2 separate regions of the Homo sapiens genome follow, and region 2 is linked to region 1. A link is a contact called in ENCODE Hi-C or POLR2A ChIA-PET data. All regions are on one chromosome and are shown on one strand. Each heading gives the region's core, a stretch centred on a gene start or an enhancer-like site at or near the end of the contact. The rest is flanking DNA. Distances are from core to core; before and after follow the strand shown.

Region 1 (3,419 bases), core at 870-3,369:
CCCATTAGCATCTCATAAGCAAAAGAAATGCTCTGCTCCTATTCTCTCTCTCTCTCTAATTACCTTTACCCCACCTCCCCATAAGCCAGCTCTTCCTCCAGACCCCTCTGTTGCCTTTAGAAAGACCCACCATTTTCTTTGACACCAAATTCAGAAACATGGGTATCTTGCATTGTCTCTACTACCCAAGCATTCTTCCCTACTGCCACCCTCCTAGCTTAGGACCCTTTCCTTCTCCTCCCAGACTAATACAGCCAGCCCTCAGTATTAGGTGTCTACCTTCTACCTCCCACTGTTCCAGAATACCTTGGACACTGCTGGCAAATGGATCCTGCCCAGGTCGAATTTCTCCATCCCTCCCCCGATTACAAAGTTTTCAGTGACTTGAAAATTCTGGCTGAAGTAAGTGTATCCTTTTTGTCTGGGCATTCCAGGCTCTCCCCAACATGCCTCCAGGCTGCATCTCCAAATTTTTGAGGGCCAAAATGGGAAGCCACCACCTACACTCAGCACATTCCCTCAAAGTAAGCCTTTTTAATATGTTGAGATCATCATGGTGGTCAAGACCGTGGTGCAAAGACAATAGATGAAGAACTGTGCTAGACAAACACATTGAGGAGACACGAGTGAGACACACTGAATGAGACACATTGGGAATCAGAGAGGGTATGGAGCCATTTTTATTAATTTTCCTCTGGTTTGAGAATCTAGATTCACTTTTACTTACTCGCATTTTACAAGAGCCATATAGTGTTTTTGGTTCCTCCCCCCTAACACCTGTTTAGTTGGGTCTTTAATCAGGCTTCTGTCCAGCCCTTAGGACTTCAGGTTCTCCACTGTGCCATGCAGCAGGCACCCACCCACGGCCTTCACCTTGGGCAGGACACGTGCTCATGTTTTGGAAGTTTCATGCCTGCCACTCAATTAACCCAAATTCATAAAATCATGTATAAAATGTGTGTCCTGGCTTTTTCTTCTTCCAGGCCCCCATCTCCCAGGTTTCTAACCCTGGGCTTAACTTCTCTAGGTAGACCTTCAATCTGCCATCTCTGGTGTAGCATGGGCACAGATCTAATGCTTTCCCACCCATTCTCTACAAGAACCTGTGTTCTCCCTGTCACAAGTTTGTCTTTGGCAGCCCTGGGCAAATAACCTCTCAGCTCAGCCAAGCTCTGGAAACTTTTCCAGGGACAGTCTGTGATCTGTTTTAGTCCTCTGCCTATTCCTTTGACTATTTATAAACTCCTTGAGTGTGGTGGGCATTCAATTGTGTTGCCTAGATCCCCCTTCAAGGAAGGACTTGATGTCCAGCTCTGCAGACAGCTTCCAGTTGTCAGCCCCTTCAGAGTCTGCCTAAACGCTGAGACTGGCCTTGTCATGTCCTTTCTGGGGTGGCCCATGTCTGGTTTAGTGAGCAAGGCAGGGCTGTAGAAACCTGGCCATTTTGGTCTGGTGTTGTACCCTCTGAGGACAGTCTTTGTTCCAGAGTTTGCCTGACTGGCGGAGGCTTCGTTGGGTCTGCATCACACACAGTTCCAGGTCCTTCTTTGCAGAGTTTTTATTTCTCCCCCTTCTTTTCACAGGTGTTGATCCCCCACAGACATCTCATACCCAGAACTCTGCCTCAGCATTTGTATCTGGTGATCACAACATGTAGCTCTGGATCAAGGGGCATGGCTATGCCTCTCTGTGTCCCTTACAGCACTTACCTGTGGGGTTTGCTTTAGAAGACGACTTGCAAATGTTTGCTGATTGAATTGCTGCTAGTAATTACTAACATTGAAGGAGTAGGCCCATGTACCTGGCACCAAATGAAGCAGGTAGATCATTTTACATGAATATATCCTTCAGTCCTCAGAGAACCCCATGAGAAAAGCACCATTATTTCTCCCTTTTTCACAGATGAGGAAACTAACGCACAGAAAGTAAGCAACGACGTGAGAACATGAGCCCAGGCAGTCTGACTCCTGAACCAAAACTCCTCCCCCCCATGTTGGAGCTAAGCTCTAGATGCAGCTGACTGTTGATCACTAACAGTTAACAGGAACCATATGGTGACACGAGGCAGTGTCAGAAAGCCAAAGGGGAACTGACACAACGTTGGAGTGGTAGGCATTCATGTGGGACTGGCTGGCTCGGAAACTTTCTGAGCCTGTGTCTTCCAGCACATCTGTCTCTGTTTTCTCCTCCTAAAAATCATGTCATCATGGACTGCCTGAACTAGCAGCAAACATAGCTTAAACTCGCTGTGGTACAAAGCAGGAGTAAGCCCAGAGAGGTTAAGGAACATCCCCAAGGTCACAGAGCTCGTTGGTTTCTAGCCCTCAAGACCAGCCAGGGTTTCCACCTCATCCCACTCCATCCCCTCTCCACACCACACCTTTCCCCTTCTTCCCCTCTACATCACACCCCAAAGCTCTCTGGTAGTTAGTTGGTGGATGTTGAGGCAGGAAGGGCACCTCCAACTTGGCAAGGCCAACTGTGGAGTCAGAAATCCTCTGCCTTCTCAGTCAGGCCCTCTTGCTGATTCAACTCCATCAGCATTCCAAGCACCTCTGAAATGTAAAGGCAAGGGGATTGCAAGAAGGGTAGTTGTAAGAGTGATGCAACAGCACTACCTCATTTTTATTGCTACCTTGCCCAAGTTCTATTATTAAATTTCTCACTTCCCCTTAACATTAAAACCTAACAGCACGATGGCAAGTGGTTAAGTGCTATGAAATCAAACAAGCCTTGGTGTGCAACCCACCTTACCTCTTTCTAGCAGCGTGACCTTGAGAAATTTACTGAAATTCTTTGAGCATCAGTTCCTTCCTCTGTACAGTGAAGCAAATAATGCTCAATAGTGACTTCGTAGGGTGGGGGAGGGATAAATGAAAGAATGAATATGGAAGACAGCACAGGGCTGCTGAACACAGTAAAGCTACTGTAACTTGTAGCCATTGTTATTTTTATTAAAGATACATAAGAGATAACATATGTGGCACCCAGTAATCATTAATCCAACATCCTCAGCAGGGAAGAACAAATCAGCACATGCATTAATTAGAGTTTCTCATAACAGAAAGGATTCAGCTGATGTGTGCAGTGCCTCTCAGGAGAGAGGCAGGACCAGACTCGCCATCTCTGGATCAGAATCTATCCTAAGGCAGTCCCAGGCCACAGAATCCCTCTTCTCCAAACTCATCACTGATATTGCACCTATAACCCTCATGATTCAGGTTTCCTTAAAGTGAGGATGAAGGCAGTATGACTGAATCAACAAGAATAGGGGTGGAAGGCTGGAGTGGGAGAGATATGTGATGTTTCAATAACTTGGTGGACTGAGCTAACAAGGACCATGCTCCCACTGCAAACACAGAGAGATATCTGATAAAACATAATGAAAAAGTAAATAAGTACACAGTTTGAAAAGGAGG
Region 2 (3,385 bases), core at 881-3,380, 190 kb before region 1:
TGCTGCATGTTCTCACTTACATGTGGGAGCTAAAAATAGTTGATGTGATAGAAGTAGAGAGTAGAAGAGTGATTACTAAGAGGCTAGAGAGAGTGGAGTTGGGAGGAAGGATAGGGAGAGGTTGGTTAACAGATACAAGAGTACAAACAGGTAGGAAGAATAAATTCTAGTGTTCTATAGCAGTATAGGGTGACTATAATTAACAAAAATTATATATTTTCAAATAGCTAGAAGAGTGGATTTTGAATGTTCCCAACACAAAGAAATGGTAAATGATTCAGGTGATGGATATAGTACTTATCCTGATTTGATCACCGCACATTGTGCTCATGTATCAGAACATCACACTGTACCTGATTAATATGTACAATTATTGTGTGTCAATTAAAAATAATAATAAAAGCCAAAAGAATTGTCCAGGAGTCTATGACACTGAGTCAATAATCTCTCCAGAGCAGAGTATCTGCCTGACCTCATTTGTGAAAATACATTTGTATGGAACTTCAGACTATTTCAAGCACTTGTATTTACACATCACAAAGCAGTATAGTGTGACTGTTCTGAGCACTGATCCTGGAGCTAGGCTACCTGGGTTCAAATCCCACCTCTGCCACTTACCAATTGTGTGCCCTTGGGCAAGTTATTCAACCTCTCTGTGCCTACATTTCTTATGTGAAAAATGGAGATAAAATAATGGTACCTATCTAGTGGAGTGGCTGTGACTATTGAATAAATTAATAAAAGTAAAGCTTTTGAAACAGTGTCAGGCACTCAGCAGGTAACAGTTTATGATATTCTTATAAATCATATACAAAGCAAGTAAAGAGTATGATTCCTTTTTGAAAGCTGGGGAAACTGAGGCAGGGGGAAACTTGCACACTCATCTGTCAGATTTGGTTGCTTTCTTTAACTCTACCCTCAGCCCTTGCCCAGTCCTTAGTTTCTACCTGGTCTGAGTTGGCAAAGGCTGGCTTCTGTGAGCTCACACGCTCCAGGCTCTGGCACAGCTGGAAACACCGGTGTGTGTGTGTGTCCTCTGCATCCCAGTGGTTCTGAATGGCAGGCACTCAAGGAGAAAAAGGCAATGCTTCAGCATGAATGCACACAGCCAGCCCAAGCAGCCACCCTTCCAGGAGCTCTGGGCCCATTGGGCAGCCTCGAAGCAGGAGCTATTGGGTTCTGGATGGCATACTCCACACCTTCCCCTCCCTGTGTAGAGTTTGGCAGGTTCCCTGGTTCATGTTTGCTCCCCCACACACAGATGGTGCCTCTTCCAACACAAAGACAAACACAAACACTGCTCTCTCTTCCCACGGCATCTTCTAGAGACCTGGCGGACACATGGGCAGATTAGTCCGGATTAAAGTTGGTGATATTTTTCTGTCCTTGAAGAGAAAGAGAGAGAGAGAGAGAGAGAAGAGAGAAAGGGGGAGAGGGATAAGGGGGGAGAGGGATAAAGAGGGAGAGAGAGAGGGAGAAAGGGAGAGAAAGAGAGAGAGAGAGAGACCAACAGAATAAGGAAAAAAGACACAGAAGTGCATGGACCAAAAGAGAGGATCAAATTTCCTTGATATAAAGCCAGGATTTGGAAACAGAGGAGACAATTATAGTCTCTGCTTTCTGGCAAAGACACTCAGTGACAGTGGGTTCCTGTGGCCCTGAGTAAATCTGAAGGAGAGAGCAAGAGTTGGGGGCCTGCAAGTGTGACTGTGATAAGGACACTCATGTTGTTAGTACAGAGGAAAAACAAAGCACAAAGTGAAACTCTCAGAGTGTGTTCTATTGATAGATCTAAATCGAACACAGGAAACGGCCCTGGCCACAGGGATATTGTAAATATGAAGGCAGCCGTGGGACTTGTAGTGTGTGCATGAGGGTGTGGTGTAACTCAGGACTGCAGGACTTCGTGGTGGGTCTTCTGCCAGAAAGCAGTGGCTGTAATTGTCTCCCTCTCTTTTTCAACCCTGCCTTTAGACCTGGAAAGAGCTTTATCCTCCTTCTTGGTCTCTGAGGTCATTTGTTAATGTAATAGTTACTGGGTGTTCCTCTGAGATGCAGGCATTAGGCCAGGCACAAGAAATACACATATAAATATGATGTCAGCCCCAGGCTCCAGGAGCTCCCAGTCTGGAAGAGAAAACAGAAACATCGTCAAAGAAACCAGCTCCACAGCAGAGGGGGTCACAGAATAACATAAACATGCTCATGTGCAGTACAAACTCAGAGACATCAACTCCAAAGAGTAGGAAACTTGGTGATAACACTCAGAATCACCTAAGATGTGTGCTTCCTGAATGCAAAGCCTGGACACAACAGTGATCTGGGAGAGAGAGGCTGGCCCACAGGCTCCCTGGAGCTAACGATTGTCCACTTGGGCAGGGTCCTCTGATGGGGTAATCTGGGGGCTGCAGGAGAGGCCCTAAACAGCTCATCTCCCCACTGCCATCTCCATGTTACAATATCTAAAATTTCGACATGAAAGAAATACTTCCTCTTGGCTTTTTAAAAAGAATTTCTTTCATCTGTAGAAGCACTTCACACCTGGAGCAGCAGTAGCATTTTCGCTGGGCTGCCACTAACATTAGATCCCTTGATACCTGGGGCCTCTCAGGGCACCGAGTTTGCAGTTAAGGGAATTCCTGGAGGTGTGTGCAGTAAAGAAACATACAAAGGTGTTAGCAAGTCCCTAGACCTCTTTTCTGAAGGCTGAAAGGCGCTGGAGGAGAACAGAGTAGAGGTGAAGTGGTAGGTCCTAGAAGCACGGAGAGAGGACTGCCCCATGGCCTTGAGTAGCACTGCCTGTGGGTTGATGTATCTTTAGGAGGGGGTTACAAAAGCTCATTGGACAAACTGCTATGGGCTTAGGATGTGCTATGTGACAGGGTGTCTCTATATTTTTAGACACAAATTATTGATGGTGTCACAATGTTGAAAAGAGGCAGTTTGTGGCCATTTTTTCCAGGGGGAACACTTCTCATTTTCACGTATCAGTGTCTGAGTGACTTTGTGTGCCAGACACTGATGGTTGTTTAGACAAAGGGTGTTCCCCATTTTACCTTGCTAATGGAACTTTGGTTTGTTCATTGGCAATGTGCCCAGGCTCAAAGGATAAATCATGATTAGACCAAGGCAACCAGACAATTCTCTTTTGCAATTGACTAGTACCTTGTGACCCAGTTCTGGACCGTGAGATGTAAGAAGATCTGTGCTGGAGAGACACTGAGAAATACTAGCTCCTCGATAAAACAAGGCCACAAGAGAACAAGGCCTTTTACCCCTTCTTTTCTTCCTGCTTTGGATGCTGACATGTGAGGATGATGCCTGGGGCTGCTGAAGCCATCTTGAGACCATGAGGCAGCCAATCTGAGAATAAAGGCATCAGTCT

The links. A loop is a pair of places that touch in the nucleus more often than their neighbours do. ChIA-PET counts read pairs that join two places held with the same protein, here RNA polymerase II (POLR2A). Pooled maps may share reads with other maps.
Region 2: a loop to region 1 is called in a map with no recorded cell type, with 4 times the contacts of the local background. The contact joins two enhancer-like sites. A Hi-C loop is called at or near these places in 2 of 37 single-sample maps with no recorded cell type and 3 of 50 pooled maps. POLR2A ChIA-PET finds 5 or more read pairs at or near these places in 1 of 52 experiments (activated CD4-positive, alpha-beta T cell).

Annotation. Positions count from the first base shown.
Region 1 is chrX:39,143,796-39,147,214 of GRCh38, reverse strand. No RefSeq gene overlaps it. Among named protein-coding and RNA genes, the nearest start is that of LINC01281, 180 kb to the left of the region's middle. Within about 2 kb of position 2,119, at least 4 of the 41 ENCODE cell types and tissues checked have a DNase peak (open chromatin) inside an H3K27ac peak, as active enhancers do.
Region 2 is chrX:39,335,461-39,338,845 of GRCh38, reverse strand. No RefSeq gene overlaps it. Among named protein-coding and RNA genes, the nearest start is that of LINC01281, 9.8 kb to the right of the region's middle. RefSeq lists an enhancer at 1,746-1,825. Within about 2 kb of position 2,130, at least 9 of the 41 ENCODE cell types and tissues checked have a DNase peak (open chromatin) inside an H3K27ac peak, as active enhancers do.